Linked DNA regions of Homo sapiens: region 1 is linked to region 2. A link is a contact called in ENCODE Hi-C or POLR2A ChIA-PET data. All regions are on one chromosome and are shown on one strand. Each heading gives the region's core, a stretch centred on a gene start or an enhancer-like site at or near the end of the contact. The rest is flanking DNA. Distances are from core to core; before and after follow the strand shown.

Region 1 (5,562 bases), core at 1,362-3,861, 160 kb after region 2:
CCACAAGGCAAAACAAAAATTGACTCAATTCCAAGAAGATATAAACTGAACAATTCCGAAAGCCTAGAAGATATTCCAGTACTTGTCGCTCAGGATGGCGAGACCTTGTTGAACATGGAGAGGATTGAGGAAAAACATCAGAAAAGTCACATCTTGGTAGTATGGCTAAACTATCCTCAAAAATAAAGCCTCAAAGGCATTAAGCCAATCCGTAAATAACTTAACAGCCTGCCTAAAAAAAACCTAAAGATTTTTCAGGAAAGACCACAAAATGCAACATTCAACAATATAACATTCATAATGTCCAATATCCAATAAAAATCATTAGACTTGTGAAGCAGCAACAATTAAGGAGGAAAAGATGAGCCAATAGAAACAGACTTAGAAATGACAAAGATAAGAAAATTTGCAGAGAAGGATTTGAAACAGCTGCTATATAATTACATGATTTAAATTGAGATTTAAAGCAAGGATTGGCAAATTTTTCCTATAAAGAGCCAGATAGTAAATATTTCAAGCTTTGTAGGTCCCATACAGGCTCTGTTGCATATTTTTATTTTTTATAATCCCATATAATGTAAAAACCATTCTTATCTCACAGGGCATCCAAAAACAGGCCATCAGCTAGATTTGTCTCACAGACTGTAGTTCACTAACCCTTGATTTAAAAAAAAAATCATAACATATAGAAAGAAATGACAGATGTAAAAACAAAAGAATCAAGTGGCTCTTCTAGAAATAAAAGCTACATTAGCAAAGTTAATAAATTTACTGGATTACAGCATATTAAAAGATCAGTAAGCTTGAAAACAGCAATAAAAACTATCCAAAGCAATGCATGACACAGAAAAAAAACTGAAATAAATTGAATGAATCTTGGTGACCTGTGAAACAACTTCTAGCAAGCTAGTAAATGTGTAATTTGAGTTGTAGAAGGGGAGAAGAACAGAAATTGTATTTGAAAAAATAGTGGCTAAAATTTTTCCAAATTTGATTTTTAAGAAACGCCAGTTCACACCATAATCAAATGCCAAAAACCAATGATAAATAGAAAAGTTTAGAAGCATATACAGAAATAAAATGCATTACATTATCTAAACGGGGAAAACATAACTTGTCTGGACTTCTTATCAGAAATATTGCAAGTCAGAAGACAATGGAATTTCAAAGTACTAAATTAAAAGTCTTTCTTTACCTCTCTGCTAATCTGCCTCTCAATGAGTGTAGTAATAATTCTTAATACACATAATTTCTATAAGGACTGAATAAAATAATACCTCTTACTTTAAAAACTCTGAATATGAAATTTGTTATACTATTATTGTTAGTATTAACAATAATACTGTTAGTAATAATATTGTTACTGACAATAGTATCGTTAGTAATAATATTGTTACTAACAATAGTATTGTTAGTATACTGTTATTGTTAGTATTACTGTTCCTATTCTTATCTATTATTATTTCTATTATTCTATTTAAACATGAAGTAATCACACTTTCATATCTATACTACAAAATCCCAGACTTCTAGTATGGTAATCTGCCCTAAAGGATCTTTCAGGTTCATCTCCCTCTTCTCCCACATACATTTGCCTATTGGATTACTCCCTGTTCTCTGGTCCACTGTTTTATCACTTCTACGCCTTTGCACATACTTTAGCTAACCATTTTCAAGGCCTAGCTCAATGCACACGTCTGTTAGAATCTTTCATTGTCATCTTTCCAGAAGCAATTTCTTCCTCTTCTATGTTTCCCATATAAACATTTATACCAGTATTTCTCAAACTTTCACGTGCATAAGAATCATCTGGAGGGACGCCTGAGAGCTGGATTGTCATGAGCTCCTAAATGCTGTCAATGCTGCTGGTCTGAGCAGACCCCACTTTTGAGTAACAAGGTTTTATGCCTTTTCTTATGATTATATTTCTATTGTCTCGCCTTCTAGAATAACTCTTTAAAGAAGAGAACTGACTTACTTTTGCTTTCGTAATTATCATGGCACCTAGTAAGGGACTATGCAGCTAATTAATAATAAATAGATGATAGATAGAGAAATAGATATCATCTTAGCCAAACTCCTGGTTCCTAGTCAAACCAAACCTCACCTCTTGACACTTATTAATCCGTATCCAGTTTTTAAGTGTTGAGGGAAGGTGAAAAACCTAAGGTCTCTATGAAGCCATTTACCAATGTATAGCCCACTACACCATGATAGCTATCTGAAATTATGAGAAATTCACTGAGAATGATACTGTTGATAAAATTTTCACTCATCTTGCTGAATTTAAAATGTGAATTTGCTGAAACTTATTCTTGACACAAACACCATAAGTACCTTCTGTTTCTTGGGTAAAAAGGAGCACATGTGTGATATGCTGTATTCTGAGTAGGAAGATTGTTATAACTGAAAACAGAAAAGCATTTCTTCCAAACTCTTATAAACTTAATGGAGTCTCTGCATTTCAAAAGCTTCAGAGACTTTTTCTTCCATTCCCTACCCACAAACTCCATGCTCTGCAGGCTCCTGGATAGTGCTGCCTAACTATACACTGTATCCTGTCATGTGACTGACAGGGCCAGCTAGCAGCACCTCAACATTGTTTTGTACTGCAAGACTCAACATGTGTTTCCCCTTTGCAGAAATTACATCATGTCTCAGGAAGTCTCCTCTCTCCAACAGAACCAGCGGATATTCTCAGCCAAGGCTTTGCAAGTAAGAAAAGAAGATAAATGGATCCTGGTGCCGTTGTTTAAAGTGTGCATGCTTGCTACAGAGTCTTCATTTCATAGTCCAGCCTCAACCAATTCACCTATGCATTACGTTCCCACTGCCTCGCTTCTCACTGAAACGAACAAGACATGGGTGAGGAGGAAAGTTTGCACTTGTTGTCTGTGCACTTCTTACATAAAGTACAATTGTTTTCTATCCTTGGCCTTTGACCAAAAGTGAGCCAGCTAATAGTTTAACTTCCACTCAAACAAACATTTTAACCTGTAATCAGAAGAGTTGAAAATAGCAAATTTCTGGGGATTCCATTTCTTTCATGATACCTTCTCCACTTTCTCAGAAGAAAACTAACAAAACATGCTTGCCTTACTTAGTTTGAAAAAAATTGAGACTGCTGTCTTTACTCTTCACCCAAAAGATACGTTCCTTTGTTCCTCAATCTGAAATGCATTTCCCATATCTGCATATTACATTAAAATCTTCCTTTCTAATATCTTTTTAAAGGACTAGCTTTGTGTTCAACTCTTACTAAGCCCTATATATCCCCATCATGGTTATTTGTCACAGGTTGCAAGCAACCAGATGCCGGAGACAGAGACAACATGATTCTCTTTTGTCAACGCTCAGCAGAGCACTATAGATAATTTACAGCTTTTTTGAATATGATGATAATCCTAATGCGCCCTTACATTTTAATAACACCTACGAGTTTTTTAATGATTTTCTGCCTGTGATATTACCATCATCATTCTTTATTTTAGAAATATTTGTTGAGTATTTGCTCATGAAAGGCACCATGGAAGGCATTCATAGGGATTATGATGAGTCTCTGCCCTCATTTAAGTTATATTCAGTGAATGTTTATTGAGCTTCTCTGAGGTGATATTTTTTTAAAGGGTTATAAATTTCTTGGTCGGGTGTGGTGGCTCACACCTGTAATCCCAGCACTTTGAGAGGTAGAGGTGGGTGGATCGTTTAAGGTAAAGAGTTTAAGACCAGCCTGACCAACATGGTGAAACCCCGTCTACTAAAAACACAAAAAATTAGCTGGATGTGATGCTGCACGCCTGTGGTCTCAGCTACTCAGGAGGCTGAGGCAGGAGAATTGCTTCCATTCGGGAGGTAGAGGTTGCAGTGAGCCGAGGTCGCACCAGTGCAGCCTGGGCAACAGAGCGAGATTTCATCTAAAAAAAAAATGTTATAGATTTCTCCATTATGTACATCAGAAATGTGAGGTCCAGAAATATTTAATGATTTTCCCAAGTCCACTTAGTTAGCTCTGGTACAAAGGATGTAGCAAACCACAGGTTTTGTGACAGAGATTGATTCGAGCCCAGATGGCCAGAAGTTGCCTGCATCATTGACAATTAGTTTCCAAACTAAGATAACAAATAAATTATAAGGCCTTGGCATACTGGAAGAAACATCAGACTAGCAATCAGGATATTTGGATTTGGATTCCATAAATATAATAAATTTAAATAATAAATTTCCTAATGCATTGAATAAGGATAGTAGTTTTAAAACAGTATTACTCAGAGTCCTAGGGTTCTAAGGAAATGACTTAGGAGTCTTTGAGTGGAGTAATGGGAGGATGAGTTGGCTCCAAGCAATCTGCTCCAGATTTAATCAGAGCTTTGATCTGTTTTATATATTGATGTTCTGCATGTAATCTTAATCTTAAAAAGAAATTATTTTTTTAAAAAAACAATAAAAACAAAAATAACTTAGAAACCAATTAACTGAGTGACCTTTAAAACCTTTTTCAATTCTGATCATCTATAACTTGGTAAACTTTTCAACATTATCAGCCAAGAGTCTGTTTCTTCTTCATTTGGGATGGTTAACAAGGGGCTTAATTCCCAACAGACCCATTGATACGGTAGACTGTAGAGTTTTGCTGCTCAAAATATGGTCCATGTATCAGCAGCATCAGCATCACCTGGAAGTTTATTAGAAATACAGAATCTCAGGCCCCACCCAGATCTCCTAAATTAGAATTTGAATTTTACCAGGGTTTCCAGGTAATTTGATGAACAATAAAGTTTGAGAGGCATTATCTACAAGATTTTGGAATCTTTCTTGGTTGACTTGTATCATTGGTTCCCGTCACGTTCTCCTCACCATGGTTTATACCAGGAAGATTAGGATAGCTGACATTTGTGCTCTGTCCTTCCTCTCTATGGCCCCAAGGGAAAAGGTAGAGTCAGTATTTGCCATTTTTGCCCATGTCTTAACTAACAACTTAACAGTCACCATCTACCAATGTATCGTTATAAATGTCCCTATAGTACCCATGACCATTTGGGATGTCAGGGATATTGAAAACAGCTCTTCCCTAGTAAATCTGAGACCCCTTTGATGAGATCATCTTTTTAACCCAGTCCAATTCTGAGACTCACTAATTTTATAATACAGACATTCATAACAAAAAAACTCTCAGATCCTTTACAAATTGCCCCAGGCTTGTCCATGTGTTATTAAAGTTGGGCTGAGTAATAAATGCTATAAATGTCTTAGGAGACAGCACTCATGCCCAGTGAGCATGACATCCCATAATAGACCTATTTGGCTTGTTACCCTGGCGCCTTTCTCCACCCTGATCTCTGGAAACCAGAGAAAGGCAAACATTAGAATGTCAATCCAAAGCTGTAGACATGGGTATAAGATGCTTTGCTTGGAGAGTTTTCATAAGATCATATTTCTGGCCAGATTCATATTACTTCAGAGTTGTAGTCAGAGGCGATTTTTTCATTAGCATTTCTTTTCCCAGAAGGAAAACATTATCTCCCAAATAAAATTCAAGTGAACTAAATCGCTTCCAACCTCAGC
Region 2 (5,106 bases), core at 122-2,621:
TGCAGACATTCCATGTTTATCCTAATTCCTTGGTGGGACCAACCAGAGGAAATGCTAAGTACCCTCCTGTCTCCAGTAACCCTCATCCAGCCGGAGATCCTTTATTTCTCCCCATTGTCTCTACATATATCTATTACAATATGCACAACACTTCAATCCATTTATTTACATACTTGTTTATCTTGAACAGCTAAACTACTGGCTCCTGAACATTAAGACTTAGCTCAGCACCCAACACACTATGTGTGGGCACCTAGACATTTGGCGTGAGTGAATTAATGCATGAAATTCAGGATTGTACTATAGCATACTTCCTCCAGAACATAGCAGGAACCTGGAGGCAGAAGGGCCAGTGCACTGACTGCATCGGCCTCTTTCCTTCTGCCCCTGAAGTCTACACTGAATGACATTGGGTCGATTTTCCTGGTCAGACTTAGTAAGAGACTTGTTAGGGGCAACAGCAGAGGAGGGCTTGATATTTGGCTCTTTGCTGATTTGGAGACAAAGAGGCAAAGGGGAACAGTTCTTATCAAAACATTTAATTATCTAGACTCTCCTAAGACATAAATTCTTCCTGCAAATATCTCTACATGCTTTAAAAATATTCAGAGTAACAGGTTTCCACTTATAAGTTATGAAGTTTAAGAATGGTTAAGTACTCTCTGTAGTCTGAAAAAAAATAGCATTGCATCTAAAGGAAGCTAACTTTCTCTAGAAGAACAATTTTAACAGTGGGGGAATCTGTCCCCACACTTGGGCCAATGTTTATGACAAACCATCAAGCTCATTAAAACTCCCAGAGAAGAAAGCAAAGAGGATGGTACTTGGTCCTTGATTAAGGTTTTGCCATTGAATCCTTCAACCTCCTACCACTGCTTCTAGCTGTCAGTTCCAGAATTTGAAACGCGGTGGAAGAGGCTAGTGGGTGTACAGAAAAACCTTCCTTGTGAAGCAGGGCAGTTTCCTCACACTCTGACCACAATCAAATACCATTAACTTACAAAAGACACAGGCTGCAAAGCTGAAGAGAAGGAGAATTGTATTCCCCGAGACAGCCTGAAACAGGCAAAAAAAAAAAAAAAAAAAAAAACAGGGAGAGAACGCAAATAAGACTGCCTGTGTGTTGAAGCCCCAGGAGAACAGAAAAAGATATAAATTATAAAACTGTTTATACTTAATGCACATATCTCTCCAGATGAGGCAGCCCTAAAACATTTCCACAAGCTAGTGATAGAGGAAATTTTTAAAAAAGCAACTTTTGCAGAAACCCGCAAGTGAGTACTTGATCTTGCTCAATTTCAATTTGTTTCTTTAGGAACTTTTTTCCATAAACGCAGGCCTGGGAGCCGAGCAGTACGTGCAGAGGGCCCATCTTCTGAGGGCCCAGGGACCTCCATGTTCCATTCCCATGCCAAGGAAAACACAGACGGAGAAAATGATCACCTCCAGAGGACTGCTTTTCATCACTGTACTCCGTATCAGGAGAAAGTGTGTGTTCACAGAGACCGAGGGACCCAGACTGTATACTGACATCTGCCTTAGAAGGGTCCAGGGAAAGTTAATCAGATTTTCTTGAGCCACAATTTGACCACCAACTCAGGTAGGAATACCTGAGAGTTTTAGGCACTCCTTACATTCAAAATGATGGTAATTTTGTGTGCTTTCATTGGCACAGGGTCTCCATCAGTCCAAATCCCAAAAATGACATCCCTACAACAGATGGTTCAAAGTGCAAACAACTTTGCCAGCTGAAGTGGTGGAATCTTTGAAACCAAGGAGCAAAAAAATCATAGAAACAGAATTCTAGAGCTGGTATGGTCTTTAAGAAATGATCCGGGTCAGCACCAGCATTTGCAAAAATAGTGTCTAAGTGTTGCCCAAGAGATGAGTATTGGTCTAATTGTAACAGTCTTTTGCAGAGTGAAGGTAAGAGAAATTCACTTTCTTTGCTCTACTCTTAGGCACAGTGTGTATCTTTTCTTAGATAAGCATAGCTTGGAAAAGTTCACACAACTGGGATTGTTCAACCCCACAGAACCAGCCTTGTTACAAAGTTCCATTTATGGCTATTAAATCTTTTTTCTTGATATCAAACAGAACAGGGCAAGCAGGTACCCAAACAGAATGGCTTTAAAAGATAAATAAAATAAAATAAAATAAAATAAAATAAAATAAAATAAAATAAAATAAAAATGAAAAGATGTTTGCTATAAATGAATCCCCAATTCTGTAAGAAAATACTAAGAGAATGTTCTTTAGAAGGTCATGGGATATGTAAGTAATAAAGAAGAGAAAAATGTTTTAAGAAACAGAATAAAGGCATGGGAAATTGATTGTCAAAGCATTATTTGAAAGCTTTCTTAAATTTAGTATAATATCCAACAGAATATCTCCTTCATGGTGATACTAATCTCTCTTTGAAAAGAATCAACACAAAATCTCATTAATTTGAGTCACACTATTTCAGAATTCAGGATAATTCAAACCAGACAGCTAAACTTACTTTTGTAAGTTACTGCCAGGTCTCTTTAAAAACTCAGTGCCAACAGGAAAAGACAGAAAAATAGTTTTAGCACTTTACAAACATCAACTTACATACAAATAAATATAATATTATAATTTTTATACATACATGAAAAGTTACATGAAAATTCTAAATGGCAACACTTTGTTAATTCTGACACAGCACAGAAGGGAGCAGTCAGTTTTTCCCTGGAAAGACCTGATTTCTGCATTTTCCAGGCCGTTTTCTAGCTGTGGGAGCTTGGGGAAAACCACCTGATCTCCCTGGGTCTCCGTGGCTTCTCTATAAAAGGACAGTTATTTTAATAACACGTCACCAAAGGACCAGAGGCTTTCTTGAGCCCTCCAGCTTTTAGGTCTCTGTTATAACTTTCATGTAAATACCGTGTGTTTTTCTTTTAGATCTCCTCTTTAGTTCAAATTTCTTTATAAGTTTAAACTGATCCATCCACAAATGAATTCAAATGAACAAGATTTTTTTGCACAACACACATCTTTCAGGCTACAATCTGAAATATATGTTGACCAAAGGAATATATTTATCTTCAGTGCTGCTGTGAGCACAAACAGAACAGCAAACCAAACAATGACGATGGATGACGATGGTGATGATGCACTTGCTTCTCATCTCGTTCATTTCTGTAGCAGTCTCTGCCTTTTGGAGCCTAATGATCATGGAACTAAACAGCGATGGAATAGCAGTCCGTGCTGCTTAGTATCTGTTTCTTTGCTATTTCATAACCAACTTGTAGTTTACTAAAAAACTTCTTCATAACCCAGCTCAGGTTATATGACTAATTCAAATGAGACCTTGAAGTCAAAGTATCCTGTGTATATAGTAGTATATGGTGATATTCTCACTTGAAAATTAATACCATAATATTATTGTTATCTCTCAGAGAGGAGAGCCTCAACATCTAATGAATTATGACGTAAATAAGAAAAAAAGGGAGGAAAACACAGTATGGGATTTAAGTCACAAAAATGATTTTAGAATCTAATTGCTATTTACTTAACTGAATTTGTTAACTATGTGGCTTTGGGTAAGTTACCTAATCTCTCTATGCTTCAGCTTCTTTACTCATGAAGTGGGCATAATTATTCCTAATTCATCATGAAACTGAATGGCTACATGAGATAAGGGATGAGATAGTGCCTCGCCCGTTATCTGCCACAGAGGAAGTATTTGTAAATACTTGGTACTTCCCTTTCATACAGACATTCGTTAGCCCAAGGAATGCAAAAATATTCATCTTTACCTGTGATAGACAGACAACGATTCTCACTTAAGGCTTTTTATAAAGAGAAAGTCATTTTCCGAAGGTTTTCCATTAATATAATCAGAAGAATTTCAAATATCCATAAAACACAGAGACAAGAAAACAAGTTTCTTGACTGTTTTCAGCCCTGGCTGTTGATATTGGTTTCACTCCCGCCACTCCCAACAACTTGACTGTTGTCTCCTAAAGCGCAGGCACAGGGACTTATCTTGGCGTCCCCTGCCAAGCCTTGCAGAATCCTCACATGGAGTATGTGCGATGTGAATATTTGTTGAGCCAAATTTATCTCAAAATTCTTCTGTCCATCAAGACAGATTGTTTTTAACTCATATGGTATTTGGATACAAAACAGTCAACTTTCATGACCCCTGATGGGTCAGCAGATCAGAGACTGCACAAGAAAAACACTTGACATCTGTGAATGCCAACTAAGATATTCATGTTTCCTGGTTCTGTCAAAATACCCTTATCTCTAAGTAGAAAGAAAGGTTAGTATTCTGAAGGCATGTCAGAGGTTTCCTATTTAAGTCCCTCCCTAGATCACAGTGAGCATTCCATTCACTGGTGACAAAAAGACTGGTACTAATTTATTATAGAATTCTTAGCAACCAATACTTTAAAGAGTCATGAAAACCACATGTTCATTCCCTTGGCCTTTCAAGCACCCACTTCCATGGGGAAGAGCTTTTGCCCTCAGCCAAACGAGTACCCTTTCTTTTACAAGTATCATCATAATTTATATTAATGAAATTTTGACGATGTTTGAAGATTGTTCATTGACTTAATAGAGGTTTGCATAACTACCACATGCCAGACAGTGTTCTAGATGCTGATGCTTATTAGTATTAGTAGTATGAACAAAGCATCTCCCACTCGCTACCCCCCCCACACACACCTGCTCTCTTGTACTATACATTCTAGCATCGGAGGGACAAACAGTAAACAAAGAAGGGAAATATAGTAAATCTGATAGCGAGAAGTGCTTAGAGAAAAAAAGTAGGGAAGAAGCTTCTAGAGAACAGAGGGGAGTCAGGTCTTGTAAACGTCAAGATTACAGAAAAACATAACAAAGACACTGAACTTCTATGCATATGTTCACCCTACGATGGTTATAATAGTAATAATTATTATTATATATTAATAATCTTTCTAGAAAATGTACCAACTAAGCTGATATATAAGAATAGGCAGAAATTGGACTAACGATAATTAGGCTAATGATAATATATTGATCAACAGGCACTCAGACAAGCAATTCCATATGTTATCCCATGAATCATCACAATATCCCATAAATCCCATG

Evidence for each region. A loop is a pair of places that touch in the nucleus more often than their neighbours do. ChIA-PET counts read pairs that join two places held with the same protein, here RNA polymerase II (POLR2A).
Region 1: a loop to region 2 is called in a map with no recorded cell type, with 2.0 times the contacts of the local background. The contact joins two enhancer-like sites. A Hi-C loop is called at or near these places in 1 of 37 single-sample maps with no recorded cell type. POLR2A ChIA-PET finds 5 or more read pairs at or near these places in 2 of 52 experiments (PC-9 and Panc1).

Annotation. Positions count from the first base shown.
Region 1 is chr11:122,489,075-122,494,636 of GRCh38, forward strand. No RefSeq gene overlaps it. Among named protein-coding and RNA genes, the nearest start is that of TRK-TTT2-1, 68 kb to the right of the region's middle. Within about 2 kb of position 2,612, at least 2 of the 41 ENCODE cell types and tissues checked have a DNase peak (open chromatin) inside an H3K27ac peak, as active enhancers do.
Region 2 is chr11:122,333,770-122,338,875 of GRCh38, forward strand. All of the region lies in intron 1 of MIR100HG (mir-100-let-7a-2-mir-125b-1 cluster host gene), which reads right to left. Among named protein-coding and RNA genes, the nearest start is that of MIR100HG, 87 kb to the right of the region's middle. Within about 2 kb of position 1,372, at least 4 of the 41 ENCODE cell types and tissues checked have a DNase peak (open chromatin) inside an H3K27ac peak, as active enhancers do.